Regions from separate parts of the Homo sapiens genome. Here region 2 is linked to region 1. The links are chromatin contacts, found by Hi-C or POLR2A ChIA-PET in ENCODE. All regions are on one chromosome and are shown on one strand. The core of a region is the stretch at or near the end of the contact, and the rest is flanking DNA. Distances in the headings are between cores, read along the strand shown.

Region 1 (6,950 bases), core at 2,538-5,037:
TCTTCTGTCAAGTTATCAGTTTATTTTTATTAACCTGAAAAATGTTCTTATTTTCTTAAGAATTTAAAAATATTTTTTAGAAACACGGAATTATTGACTGACAGCATTCTTTTTCTTTCAGACGTTTAAATATTTTACTTCCTTGTTTTCTAGTTTGTATGGTTTCTGACTAAAAGCTGCTTTAATTCTTATCCTCATTCTTGTCAAGATAATGTCTTTTTCTCTGACTTATTTCAAGATTTTCTTTGCCTTAAAAAAAAAATCAGTTTGAATATTATAGCCATAGGTGTGGTGTGGTGTACATGCATGCTTGTATGTTTGGTATTTTTCCTGCTAGGGGTTTCCTGAGTTTCTTATGTCTGAGGTTTGATCTCTGTCTAATTAAAAAAAAATTCTTCATCATTATTATTTTTTCTCTGCTCTGTTTTTTTCTTCTGAGATTCCAATTACATATATTTTTTGTAATATAAAATTACATATGCTCTTGAATGAGCTTTTCTGTTGAAGTTTCTTTTTTAGTTTCAGTTTTTGTAATTTTTATGAGTGTATCTTGAAGTTTGCTATATCTTTCTTATGTTATGAGCTGAATTGTCTGCCCCTGATCCCTGGCCCCAAGAAACCTCAGAAGAAACCAACTCTACCAACACCTTAATATTAGACTTCTGACTACAGAATTGTGAGAAAATAAATTTCTGTTTTTTAAGCTACTCAGTCTGTGCTACTTTTTTGTGGCAGCCTTACCAAATGAATATACCTTGACTATGTCAACTCTGCTATGAACCTGTTAAGGGTGTTCTTTACTCCATTACTCTATTTTTCATTTCTAGCACTTCTAATTAATACTTTCTTACAGTTTGTTCCTCTCTGCTGAAATTACCCAATTGATATTGCATGTTATTTACCTTTTCAATTAGACCTTTTAATATCTGAATCATATTTAATTGACACTCCTTGGCAGATAGTTCCAATCTCTATGTCATATCTGAGTCTGCTTTTAAGGATTGCTTTGTTTCTTAGGAATGTGCTGGACTTTTTTCTTTATTTTTCTTATGCTTTGTACTTTTTACTGAAGACTTGAAATTTTGTGTACTGTAGTAAAGGCTGAGGTACACAGCATTTTTTCTTGGAAATGAGCATAGTTTTCTTTTGCGAGGATTTTATTGTGGAGAGGTTAGGGTTAATCTAATTAGAAGTTGAGCTGTGTTTTAGGTTTGTTTTTACAATGGTTATCCTCAGTGCACCACATATTCTTCTAGTGATGCTTTGTGTTAGAGTGGGGACTATTTTGCCTGAAGGTTTTTACCCTCTTTATTTTCAGTATCTACTCAAATATCAGCTTTTAGTCTTTCCTTAATGCCACGTATAGAGAGGGTCTATTTCTTGAAAGTTACTTCTTTCTACATGCTGGTTAGCCTGTCATGGAAGATTGGGGCATTCTCTGTTTTGACTAAGCTTCACTCTTAGGTCATCATCAAGTACCTACATCTTGTGTTTCTGGGTTTCACCACTGACCATGTAGTCCTGAGCTCAGCCTGTATTCCTGCCCCTTCCTGAGGGATAGAGATTATTTTCCCATTCTCTTCTCCTATTTGCAATAGGCAATGGTACTTGTTGCCCTTCCCCCTTCCCTCTGCAGATTAAGGCTTTTGTTCTATAGGGAAAATAGGGGAGAAGTGTCTTAACAAAATTTCTCTTACTACTCCAAATCTTTTCAGCCTATGTTTTCTATCTTCTTGTTGGAAGTTACCACATTTCATTTAAAATATATCCTAGAAGGTTTTATTTTTAACTTTGGGAGATCAAATTAAATAGTTAAAATTTAATGAACTATAACATTTAATAGTTTAAATTTCTTTGTTCTTATTAGTAACATAAAAATACAATGGAAATATGATCAAAGTGTTCATTTCAGGTAGGCACTAGGGCTGCTCAATGATAATGTAGCTTTCCTCATTCCAGTTACTTGCTAAGATTGCATTTCCCTATCTCCTTGATGTTGGGCGTGTTATTTTAAGTTGTTTTTGGAAAGTGAAATTTGAGTACAAGTGCTAGGAGACAGTTTGAGATTCTGTACACTTCCTACTTTCTGCCATCAGAGGATCTAGCTATACTCCTGTTACAGACAGGGCTCCCAGCTTGGGACCTGGAGTAAAGAGATGTGGAATAGATTCCACAGTAAATTCAAAATGGACAGGTAGCCAGAGCATACTTTTGTTGTTATAAGACACTAATATTTTAGGAATGTTTGTTACTTCACCATTATATAGCTACTTTGACTAATACTATTGCATTTCTCAGGGAAATGAATTTCAGCAGTGGTATCTATATCTCAGTGGACATCTGAAATACCCCTGAATGTGGAAGGCCCAGGCCAGTAACATAATGTGTTATCGATAACCCATGATAATTTTATTGTAAAAAAAAGACACACTAAAATTCACATGAAGACATTAAGTTGTACTCGGGGATGTAGAAAGCTGGAAACAGAGCTGGCGTCTACTTTGTACAACATCTTTGTCATGGGTTATTCCAATTTCTTATGTAGGGTCCCTTAGTCTGTCTGTATTTTTATTTTCACCAATATTTCTAAGTTCTTGTTCTTCCTCCTCTGTTTCACAGATAACATTCAGCCCCTTTTTATATCCTTTGGGAATAATCTTTTCAGATGACTGTATTTGCTCTTATAAATTATATTTTTCCTTTGTGTTAAATTGCCACATTACTCCAAAAAGATTATAAGAATGTATATCAGCTATTGAAATATTTAAAGAAAGACATATGTGTGTGTATCTCTTTATATAATCATATATATCTCCACATTCTTGTCTGCTTAATGTCAACTCTACTAGAATTGCCATGAAAAATCATGTAAACTTATGTGTTCACTATCATTTTATGTACCTTTAGTTTTATATATGGCTACTGTAATTTTTCTTTGAAAACATACATCTTATGGTGAGACACATGACTATATTAAGGGATAAATTCTTTGATGTTATTTTACAATAATCATTGATAGCTGGGTCAGGAGTAGGAAAAATTTCCCTTTAACTTAATAGAAGATCTAGCATTTCCATTTCTTTAAAGCAGCAACAAAGGAGTTTGTACACCCTATTCTGATAAGCTTATGGCAATACAGACAAGAAACATGGGGAAGCAGAGACCCAGACTTGCAATGTGGGTTGACAATGAATACAGGCCCCTCTCCACTACTGATTAATTTTCAGATGATCTTATCACCAGCCAGAGCAGGAAGAAAGGCTAAGGGTGCCTTATAGGGAAGAAAAATCAGGCTTTAAGTTCTGGGCACCCGGATGTTTGACTCTTTCAGGTACTTTGCTCATTCGGGTGATACCATTTTGTGAGGAATTTTGTTTAGTTTTTCTATCAGTATTTCCCCTCACACTTCAGTAAAATGTAAAATAAACTTAACTGACTGCCAAAAGCAAGCTTATAAGTAAACAGAGCTAGAGAGAGCAGAGGCAGAGTGCTGAGCGGGAAGCCATGGAGAGGAATGAGAGTCTAGCCTCACAAAAGCTTTAATAGGAGCCTCTTTGAAATGACTAACAATAACAGACTAAAACATTCAGGAGGAAAAAATAAAGTTTAAAAGATTATAAAGCAAAGAGGCTAGCAGCAAATATATGACACAAAATGTTCTGAAGCTGCTTTGCCACGCACGCTCTCTCTCTCAAAGCTATTTTGGCTTGGTTTCAGGTTCCAGGACATGGCTCAAAGGGACCCTCTGTCTTTTGGAAATTTTGTGCCAAGAACCCTGGGTCCAGAATGCCTCTGGGAGCTGGCTTGGTTCTGGGGAGTTGGCATAGACTCTGGAGAGTAGAATGTGGCAAATAAATTGTTGTATATTCTGACTATATAAATATTATACACCAAAAAAGTTGAAGAAAAATATTGAAAAGAAGGTGGATACATTTATAAGTTGCATTATCTATGATCACTTAGGGTCAAAGCTTGTCAATAAATGTTCATAACTCACACAATGGAAGTACATTCTTATTTAACAGTATGAAGTAAAAGAAAGAAAATGTTGACAGAATAACATTGAAGAAAGAAGGGTACAGGAAGAAAATACAGGAAAGTTTTTACTATTCACATTAAGGAACCAATAGATACCATATAAAGAAATGAATGTCTAAAGATACAGCAGATGAAATAGAGACCAGCAAACCACAGCTTATGCCAAATCTCATTCAATGCCTGTTTTCATATGACCTACAAAATATGGTTTTCGCATTTTTTAATTGTTGAAAAAAATCAGAGGATAATAGTTCAACACGTGAAAATTGTATAAAATTTAGGATGCAGAATCTACAATAAAGTTTTTCTGGAATGCAGTCATACTCGCTCATCTGCAAATGATCTACAGCTACTTTCATGTTATAATGGCACAGTTGTGACAGAGACCCTATGGCCTGTATTTTCTAATTCTAGTAATTAGAAAAATGATGGATTTGGTATATAAAAACAAAAGATGTTTCTTTGAAAAAAATAGTAAAATATTATCTAACTTAATCAAGAAAAAGAAAAAAACTGCAATTAAAAACAAACAAGCAATGAAACACACAACCAGATAGTAAAAAGGAAATGACCACATAGGAATAGAAGAAATTAAAGATTCATAAGAATTCTAAATTGAAAAGCTTGGATGAAAAAAATATGATTTACACAAAATGACAACACAAATGACAGAAAATCTAAACAGAACTACTTCAATAAAGGCAATAGACAAAATTATGCAAAGGTTATTCCCAGCAAAGTGGCAGATTTGGACAGTTTCATAAAGGAATTCAAATATTTTAAAAGCAAATAATACCAATGCTATTTAAATTGTTCTGGAAAAGACTAGACAAAAGAAAATCTCAATTCATTTTGGAAAGGGGGTATAAAATTGGTAATGAAACCTGATAAAGATGTGCACACAAAAAAAACTATATAGATTAATCTGTTATCAATAATAACAAAAACATTCTAAAATTTTTAGCAAATGAAATTCAAAAGTATGTAAAAAGAATCATTATTTTGAAAGAAGATTTTAGAAGTACAACCATCAGGAAAATGCAAATCAATATCATGTTACATCTATTAGGATGCCTATTATCAAAGAAACCAAAAGATAACAAGTGTTAGCGACTATGTGGAGAAAAAGGAGTCTTTGCACAGTGTTGGTGGGAATGTAAATTGGTACAGCCATTAAGAAAAACAGGATGCAGCATTCTCAAATGAAAAGTATAACTACCATATGATCCAGCAATTCCACTTCTGGGTATTTACTCAAAGAAAATAAAATTAGAATCTTTAAGAAATATCTGCATTCACATGCTCGTTGATCGCATCATTATGCACAACAGTCAAGATGTGGAAACAACCTAAATGTACACGAACAGATAAATGGATAAAGAAAATGTGGTATACACAGACAATGTGGTATTATTCAGCCTTTAAGAAGAAGGAAATCCTGCCATCTGCAACAACATGAATGAACCTGGAGGGCATTATGCTAGGTGAAATAAGCCAGACACAGAAGGACAAATACTACATGATCCTATTTATATGAGAAATCTACAATAGTCAAACTCATAGAAGCAGACAGTAAAATGATGGTTGCCAGGGTCTGAGGGGAAGGGGAAACAAGGAGATACTTTTCAAAAGGTACAAAGTTCTAGCTATGCAAGATGAATAATTTCTACTGATCTACTGTGCAGCATCATGTCCATAATTAACAGTATGGTATTGTATACTGAAAATTTTGCCAAAAGGGTAGATCTTATGTTAAGTGTTCTTATCACAAATATAGGTAAACAAAGATGGTGGGAGAAGCCTTTTTGGAAGAGAGAGATATGATAATTGATGTAGTGATGGTTTCACTGGTGTATTCTTAACTCCAAAGTCATCAAGTTGTACATGTGAAATATGTACAGCTTTTTGTATGTATTCATACCTCAATACAGTGTTTCTTTAAGTACAAGGATGGTTTGTTATTCAGAAATGTGTTAATACATAGCTTATAATGTTGAAGAAACATTGTGATCATTTTCATATATGTCAAAGAGACATTTGACAAAGCATAACAGCCATTCTTCACAAAAATATTCAGTCAGTAAGGATGTATACACACTTTTTAAGCATAGGAAACATATTTACCTCAATCCAAAAAGTCAATATCATGCTCAGTTGAGACATACTACTGAAATCAAAATCAAGATGTTGACTACCACCTCTACTATCCCACAAAGTACTGGAATTACTAGTCAATATGATTAGACAATGAAGGAAAATTAGAAGCGTAAACACTGTAAACAGTAACTGTGTTGAGATGACATGAATAGTATATTTGAAAACCCAAGATAATCAACTTAAACACTACAAAGAGTGAGAGAATTCAGGAAAGTTATAGTGTAAAAATGTTACTAAATATAAAGTAATAGATTATTATGTACAAATAGCAAGGAGTTAGAATATATAATGGGAAAATATTTAAAACAGCAAAACAATACCTCTAGAAATACACGTAATAAAAGTGTAGAAACCAACATGAAGAAAAATTAAAACACTTCCCAAATGTGAAAACAAAGATGGGCTTTTTAGTAAATGATGTTGGTATTACACATCTGGAAAAAAAAAATGGTGGAATCTACACCTCACACTAAACATCAGGAATAATTCCAAATAAACACATTTCTTTATTAAAATTAAGAAAAGTTTTTAAAATAGTAGGAAAAATAGGAAAATCCATACATAAATCTGAAGTGGGGGATTCCCTTTTAACCAACAACTCAAAACCTAAATGATAAAAGATGACATAAGAAAACAGAAAAGAAACTTCTTCAAGCAAAAATGAAAAAGAAAAACCAACACAACAATAACATAATGAATAAAGAGACGAATATACATGGGGCAGGGAATAATTGCAATTTCTACCACAGACACAG
Region 2 (7,339 bases), core at 3,922-6,421, 620 kb before region 1:
AGGGGGATTAGAAACTTTGATGAAGCAAAGACAGCCAATAAGAGAAAGAGGAGAACACAAGAGATATGCTGATAAATGAGGAGGTGTGGAAAGAAAGAAATAATGCCACCTTTGAGAAAACTAGCTGATCCCTAGAGCTGCCAGACTCCTAAAGCGCATTGCAGTTCGTGGGTCAACTCCAGTCTGTGAGGGGATCACTTCCTTTCTGGAAGAGAGATGCTTAACGTAGCTCTGTGGTTTGGTCAGCAGGTTTCCTTAGTGTGATCTCCCCATGAGACTGAACAGGGTACCCGCAGGACCACGGTTTTCGCTGGTGTAAACTTTTCGGTGGGGAGATATTTGTTATCTCAGACTGAGTCTCTCATTCAGCCATGGCAGTTATCTGCCAATCTGCCCAGCTGGTGCAGGACTCGGCTACTTCAATAAGAAAAAGGAGAGAAGACAGTTTTCTCCTTCGTCCTTCCCCACTCCTGCCCCCCTCCTCCTGGCACCACTGCCACCACTCCTCCTCCCTATATTGTACAAAACCATGTGGATTTGCTGAACAGGTCTGCAAAATTAATTATACTGTGAGTGCTTGGTAACCAATGAATTGTAAATTGTACATTATTAAAACAGCATCAGAGCTCTGACTGATCTATTATTCTTTGGGGAATAAACGAAGATAAGAGCTTTATGCATTTTAGAGGTCTTTCTCGCCACCGTACAGCAGGCATGGAGAGGAAATATGGAGTAGTTATTTTGTTTTGTTTTTCTGCAAGTTGGATTAAATAGAAGGAGTGTCATTTTTTTCTGTTATTAAATTGTTATTTGTGCTCTCACATGTCGGTTTGCAGCATCTAATAGTGTAGTGGTCACTCAATAAATGCTATTCTGTAGTGATTGTGATAATATGTATCCATATATGCTCATCCACAAACGCAGCACCATGTCAACCTAATGTGAACAGGAGATATATGATATGACATGGCATCGTAATAAAAGAAATTGTGTTGATGTAGTGCTTCTCTGCAAAACCTCAGGAAGAATTCAGAGTAAACAGTAGGAAACATAAAGAACATCAGCTGAGTGTGCACCAGGGGCCTTGTGGCTTCAATTGAAAAGGAAGAATCTGGAAGAAATGGCTTTTCTTGTCTCTTCCTTCTAGACACAACAAGATTACTCCTGGGAGTTGCTTATGAACCTCTCTTTTTACTGAACTATCTCCTCCGTGCAGAATTTCTCAGCACCTTTCTACCTGCCATGATGATTCCTTCCAGGCGCATCACACGGTTCTCCATGGAAACTTTCACTTTCTATGATTGACCAAGCCTGTCGTCCCTGGGACTGTAACTGCCAGTCAGCCACGCAGCATTGCCCCAACAAGCAGGCGTTCTAGCTAAGAGAACCGAAACAGGTACCAGGCAAACCACATGCCATCCCATCCCCAAAATAAATAAACAGTGAAAAACCCACCATTGCAGTTGGAAATCGGATGCCTCAGGACTGAGCTATTCCTCAATGCTGTGCAGGACCAGCTACATAATCTGAGGCTTATGCAAAACGAAAAGGCAGGCCCCTCGTTAAATAAAATTAGTAAGAATTTCAAGACAGTGATAGCAGAACATTAAACTAAGTGTGGGCCCTTCAATGCTCAGGGCATTGTTCAATTGCACAGGTTGTCACCCAGGAAGCTGGCCATTGTGTACAGAGGGACATTTGCCCACTGGTTTGGGAAGGCGTCTGTATTTTTTTGGTGCATTTTAATCTTCTAGTGGCCTGATTGGACCATCCGACAATTTCAGCATTTGTTTTGCTGGGAGAAGGACAGTGCCATTCATTTTTTTTCCCCTATTTGGAGCTGCAGTGAGATCACTCCTCCCTCTCGATGACCAGGTAATGGCCATTTGCAATATGAGACTACTATGGCAAAGAGACAGGTCAAAGGGGAATGATGTTTTATGATCAAGCTGAAAAATCTATAGGGAGTCGGGGGAGCTCAAAGATGCCTGTGAGAGACAGATAGACAAAGAGATTGCCATAGAAAAATAGAAATCAACTTTCTGATAAGACATTCTTAGACTCAGTCATACTGAGAGGTGACAGCGTGCTGGCAGTCCTCACAGCCCTCGCTCGCTCTCGGGACCTTCTCTGCCTGGGCTCCCACTTTGGCAGCACTTGAGGAGCCCTTAAGCCCACCGCTGCACTGTGGGAGCCCCTTTCTGGGCTGGTCAAGGCCGGAGCCGGCTCCCTCAGCTGGCAAGGAGGTGTGGAGAGAGAGGCGCGAGCGGGAACCAGGGCTGCGCGCGGGGCTTGCAGGCCAGCTGGAGTTCCGCGTGGGCGTGGGCTTGGCGGCCCCGCACTCGGAGCAACCGGCCGGCCCTGCCGGCCCCGGGCAATGAGGGGCTTAGCACCCGGGCCAGCGGCTGAGGAGGGTGTACTGGGTCCCCCAGCAGTGCCAGCCCACCGGTGCTGCGCTCGACTTCTCGCCGGGTCTTAGCTGCCTTCCCGCGGGGCAGGGCTCGGGACCTGCAGCCCGCCATGCCTGAGCCTCCCACCCGCTCCGTGGGCTCCTGTGCGGCCCGAGCCTTCCCGATGAGCGCCGCCCCCTGCTGCACGGCACCCAGTCCCATCCACCACCCAAGGGCTGAGGAGTGCCGGCGTGAGAGTGGCAGGTAGCTCCGCCTGCAGCCCCGGTGCGGGATCCACTGGGTGAAGCCAGCTGGGCTCCTGAGTCTGGTGGGGACGTGGAGAACCTTTACCTCTAGCTCAGGGATCGTAAATACAACAATCAGCACTCTGTGTCTAGCTCAAGGTTTGTAAACACACCAATCAGCACCCTGTGTCTAGCTCAGGGTTTGTGAATGCACCAATCCACACTCTGTATCTACTCTGTACTACTCTGGTGGGGCCTTGGAGAACCTTTATGTCTAGCTCAGGGATTGTAAATACACCAATCGGCACTCTGTATCTAGCTCAAGGTTTGTAAACACACCAATCAGCACCCTGTGTCTAGCTCAGGGTTTGTGAATGCACCAATCCACACTCTGCATCTACTCTGTACTACTCTGGTGGGGCCTTGGAGAACCTTTGTGTGGACACTGTATCTAGCTAATCTGGTGGGGACGTGGAGAACCTTTGTGTCTAGCTCAGGGATTGTACACTCACCAGTCAGCGCCCTCAAAACATACCACTCGGCTCTACCAGTAAGCAAGATGTGGGTGGGGCCAGATAAGAGAATAAAAGCAGGCTGCGCGAGTCAGCAGTGGAAACCCTCTGGGGTCCTCTTCCACGCTGTGTAAACTTTGTTCTTTTGCTCTTTGCAATAAATCTTGCTACTGCTCACTCTTCGGGTCCACACTGCTTTTATGAGCTATAACACTCACCGTGAAGGTCTGCAGCTTCACTCCTGAAGCCAGCGAGACCACAAGGCTACTGGGAGGAACCAACAACTCCAGATGCGCCGCCTTAAGAGCTGTAACACCGCGAAGGTCTGCAGCTTCACTCCTGAGCCAACGAGACCACGAACCCACCAAAAGGAAGAAACTGAACACATCCGAATATCAGAAGGAACGAACTCCAGACGCGCCACTTTAACAGCTGTAACACCGTGAGGGTCCGCGGCTTCATTCTTTAAGTCAGTGAGACCAAGAACCCACCAATTCCAGACACAATATTATGATTTTTCTCAGCACTATATTGTTGCTATCTTCTTGTCCTCCAAAAAACCCCGCATGATTTTGAGGAAAAGTTGGCAATAGTTTCTTTCTTTTTATTTTTAGGGGTCATGTTCACCTGTTCTTTCTCGTGTTTGGTAGGCACTAGGAAATAGGAGCGTTGATTATCCAGGGACGTCAGGGTAGCACAGGGAGACGTTATGAGGGAGGGGTTGAGGGAGGGGCCATGGTACCAATGGTTACTGGAGAATGCTCCCATTGCAGCAGAGCAGTTGTTGGGGAGGTCTGCACAAAACCTGGGTTAATGAGCCGTGCCTAGCCCAGCAGGTTTAACTTCCTAGAAGGGCTGCCTATGTCCCTGTGACCTGTCACTGCTGTGAGAACCTCAACCTCTACTGTCTGGGAAGGATGGCTATCTTCAGCTGGACAGGCTTGCAAATCGTATTCTGGCATACTTCTTCATTTCAGTATCTTTATCAACAGAACTACATGCAGACACTTTAGGGGAATTAATAGATCAGCCCAGAGGGGGCAGGCGGATAAGAAATGAAATTACAATAGCGAAGTTATGGAAACAACCTAAGCATCTGTCAATGGATGAATAGGTAAAGAAAATGTAGTGTATATATACATACTGGAATATTATTCGACCTTAAAAAAGAAGGAAATCCTCCTATTTGTGACAACATGGATGAACCTGGAGGATGTTAAGTGAAATAAACCAGAAACAGAAAACTGTATAACCTCACTTATATATGGAATGTAAAAAGGTAAAACTCATCAAAGCAGGTTTAGAAGGGTAGTTATGGGGAGAGGCTGGGGGAGTAAGGAGATGTTGGTCAACGGGTACAAATTTTCAGTTACGCAAGATGAATAAGTTCTGGAAATCCAGTGTACAACATGGTGGCAATAGTTAATGATATTGTGCAGTATACTTGAAATTTGATAAGAGGGTAGAGCGTTTAAGTGTTGTCAGCACACACATACACACACAAATGGTAATGATATCAGGTGTTGGATAAGTTAATTAGCTTGATTGCGATGATCATTTTACAATGTATACATATGTGAAAACATCAAGTTGTATACCTTAAATATATGGAATTTTTATTTGTCAATTATACCTCAATAAGCTGGGAAAAAAGAAAAGAACAAGTAATAGCATGCTTTATACTTCTTTTGCTGCTTCATAAAATTGGTTTTGCTTTTGCTTTGGAAGAACACCAGCAGAGAAAGTAGCACTCAAAAGGGGAGTTAAAGTGCTGTTCCAGTAGGCTCTGGATTAGCCAGAAGGTTGAAGCAGCCCCTAGACAGGGAAAAGAGGCTGTCTTCAGGCAATAGGCCCTATTTAGGAGTGCAGTGTGCCCTAAAATTCAAAAGAGGGCAGCAGATAACTTGCACTGCCTGTAGGACCAGGAAAGCGTGTAACTTGAGGAATGTCAGCAGGAAAATTTACTGGTTTTTCAAAACTCACGTCATGCAAGGGTTAGGTGAACCAGAAATTGTGTTTCATAAATTGTGTGTTTAAGTGTAAAAGCAAATATTTGATGAATGGGATCTAAGGAGCTTTGGTGATGTGGAGGGGCAAGTGCAGGCAGATTGTCCACCATGGCAGCCTCGTGCTCTGTTATTTAGTGATATAAAACCTTGCGGTGGCAAGGTCAGCAAAGTTAAGGCCAGAGTGCATGAGAAATAGCTGTGGAGTGTGAGGTGAAGAGGCTGCGTGTGTGCTTGTACAGTCTCCTCGTTGCTTTCACCGAGTCTCTCCAATGAGCGCGACCCTCCTCACAAAGTGTGCACAGTGCTTCTCTCCTGGGTAAATTTACAGGATGTGGGAGACAGTGAGTCTCTCTGAGATTTTCCAGCACTTCCAGAAGAAAGAAAGTTTGTGTTAGGAAGGACAGGCCCCAGCTCCCTGGGACTTCAGGGAGGCTGGGGGGAGCTGCAGTGGAGAAGAGGAGGAGGTTGCTGAAGGAGAAGCAGCCTGAAGTTCTCAGGTTGAAAATACAAACCTTAGCCCCATCCTGCGGAATTTTGGGATTTCATTCCTAGGATCACCCTATAGACCTCTTTATGATTCAGTTTCCTGGAAAAGATGATATTATGGTATGGATCCTAAACACAGTTTCACAAGGAAGTTCTGTGTCTTTTGGCAGGGGAAGAATAGTGAACAAAGTGCAATCTTACTTTTAAAATAAATCTTGAAATGATATTGCAAGCCTTATGAGATCTCTGATAATCTTTTTTTATTTGACCTGGTTTTAAGTAATTCTTTTTATTCTTGATGTTTTTCTTAAAAGCATTTTAGAATCATTCAACCTTCTAAGAAAGCATCAAACCATATAAGCAATCTAATCTAAAAAATGATACCTCTAAAAGTTGAAACTTTTGTTTATTTTGACTACTTTTTGATTACTGGAAAGAATAAAAAAATTTTACTCTATCAACATTGGATTATATAAACTGTAAAGAGCTTCTACTAAGACGTGTGAAAATGCACATTTTCTTTTTTTATATAACTTCAAAATTAACAGATACTATACTGTTTAGATACATACCTGATGCTAGATAAAGAGTTCCTGAGAAACATGCCCTAAACTTTTGGACTGATTTAATATGAAACAATTACTACAGAGCTGAGTTAATCAGCCCCTTTATAGATTTTGGCGAAGATGATTCTCTTCATATGTATAATAATGAAAACCAAACTTGGCAAAAGCTCACAGGTCTACAGTGACTGTGTATTTCTTTGCATTCTCTAGAATATTGAGGGAGGAGATTATTTTTTACTGGTGTTTTACTCTCAGGAAATTAGAATTGCAAGTTGATAAACAAGTTGATAGGGTCTTTAGGGCCTGTGTGATCAATCAGGACTTCTGGGGTTCCTGTAGGTATCCTTGAAGTCTGCTTGTGGGTTGTATAGTCCAGAGTGATCATGAGATCTTTCACCTCAGAATGACTGTAGATGAAAAGATACATTTCTTTTGCCAGAGCAGTTCTCTCTAGAGTTTCAAAAACAATAATTTTGTTCTCTCAGGAACATAGCCCTCTCAGGAATAACTCCAGTCGGTCCTCAAATTACAAATACAGAAAGAATGGCTGTGTTTACAGAATTTTTATAAGAGAAAAATGATCTGTAAAAAAAAAGAAATATATGCATCAGAACAAATAGGAATTTTTAAAAGAAACAACTCCTAAGATAAATACTGAAAAAAAGAAATGCTCTGATAATATAAATGATTCTACTATGTACTGAACTCAATAAAGTCTCCTTGACTGTGAGTTGGAAGCCCTGAAATTTTGCTGGCAGCTCTGCCCCTAAGTTAGGTCATCTTATGAAGGACACATTTTATTTTATTTTTATTTTTTTGTAGAGACAGTGTCTTGTTCCATCACCCAGGCTGGAGTGCAGTGGCGCGATCATGGCTCACTGCAGCCTTGAGCTCCTGGGCTCAAGTGATCCTCCCACCTTAGCTTTTTGAGTAGCTGAAACTATAGACGCATGCCACCATGCCCGGTTATTTTTTTAAATTTTCTTTATAGAGACAAGGTTGTGCTATGTTGTTCAGGACAGTCTGGAACTCTTGGGCTCACATGCTCCTCCCACCTAGGCCTCTCAGAGTGCTGGGATTATAGGAGTGAGCCACCATGCCCAGCCTCAAAAGGCATATTTTAAAGCGTCA

The links. A loop is a pair of places that touch in the nucleus more often than their neighbours do. ChIA-PET counts read pairs that join two places held with the same protein, here RNA polymerase II (POLR2A). Pooled maps may share reads with other maps.
Region 2: a map of mammary epithelial cell shows a loop between it and region 1 (4-fold over the local background). The contact joins two enhancer-like sites. A Hi-C loop is called at or near these places in 1 of 168 maps with a recorded cell type or tissue (mammary epithelial cell) and 1 of 50 pooled maps. POLR2A ChIA-PET finds 5 or more read pairs at or near these places in 1 of 52 experiments (OCI-LY7).

The regions. Positions count from the first base shown.
Region 1 is chr6:19,228,853-19,235,802 of GRCh38, reverse strand. No RefSeq gene overlaps it. Among named protein-coding and RNA genes, the nearest start is that of TRQ-CTG1-1, 400 kb to the right of the region's middle. Within about 2 kb of position 3,787, at least 2 of the 41 ENCODE cell types and tissues checked have a DNase peak (open chromatin) inside an H3K27ac peak, as active enhancers do.
Region 2 is chr6:19,849,723-19,857,061 of GRCh38, reverse strand. No RefSeq gene overlaps it. Among named protein-coding and RNA genes, the nearest start is that of ID4, 16 kb to the right of the region's middle. Within about 2 kb of position 5,171, at least 3 of the 41 ENCODE cell types and tissues checked have a DNase peak (open chromatin) inside an H3K27ac peak, as active enhancers do.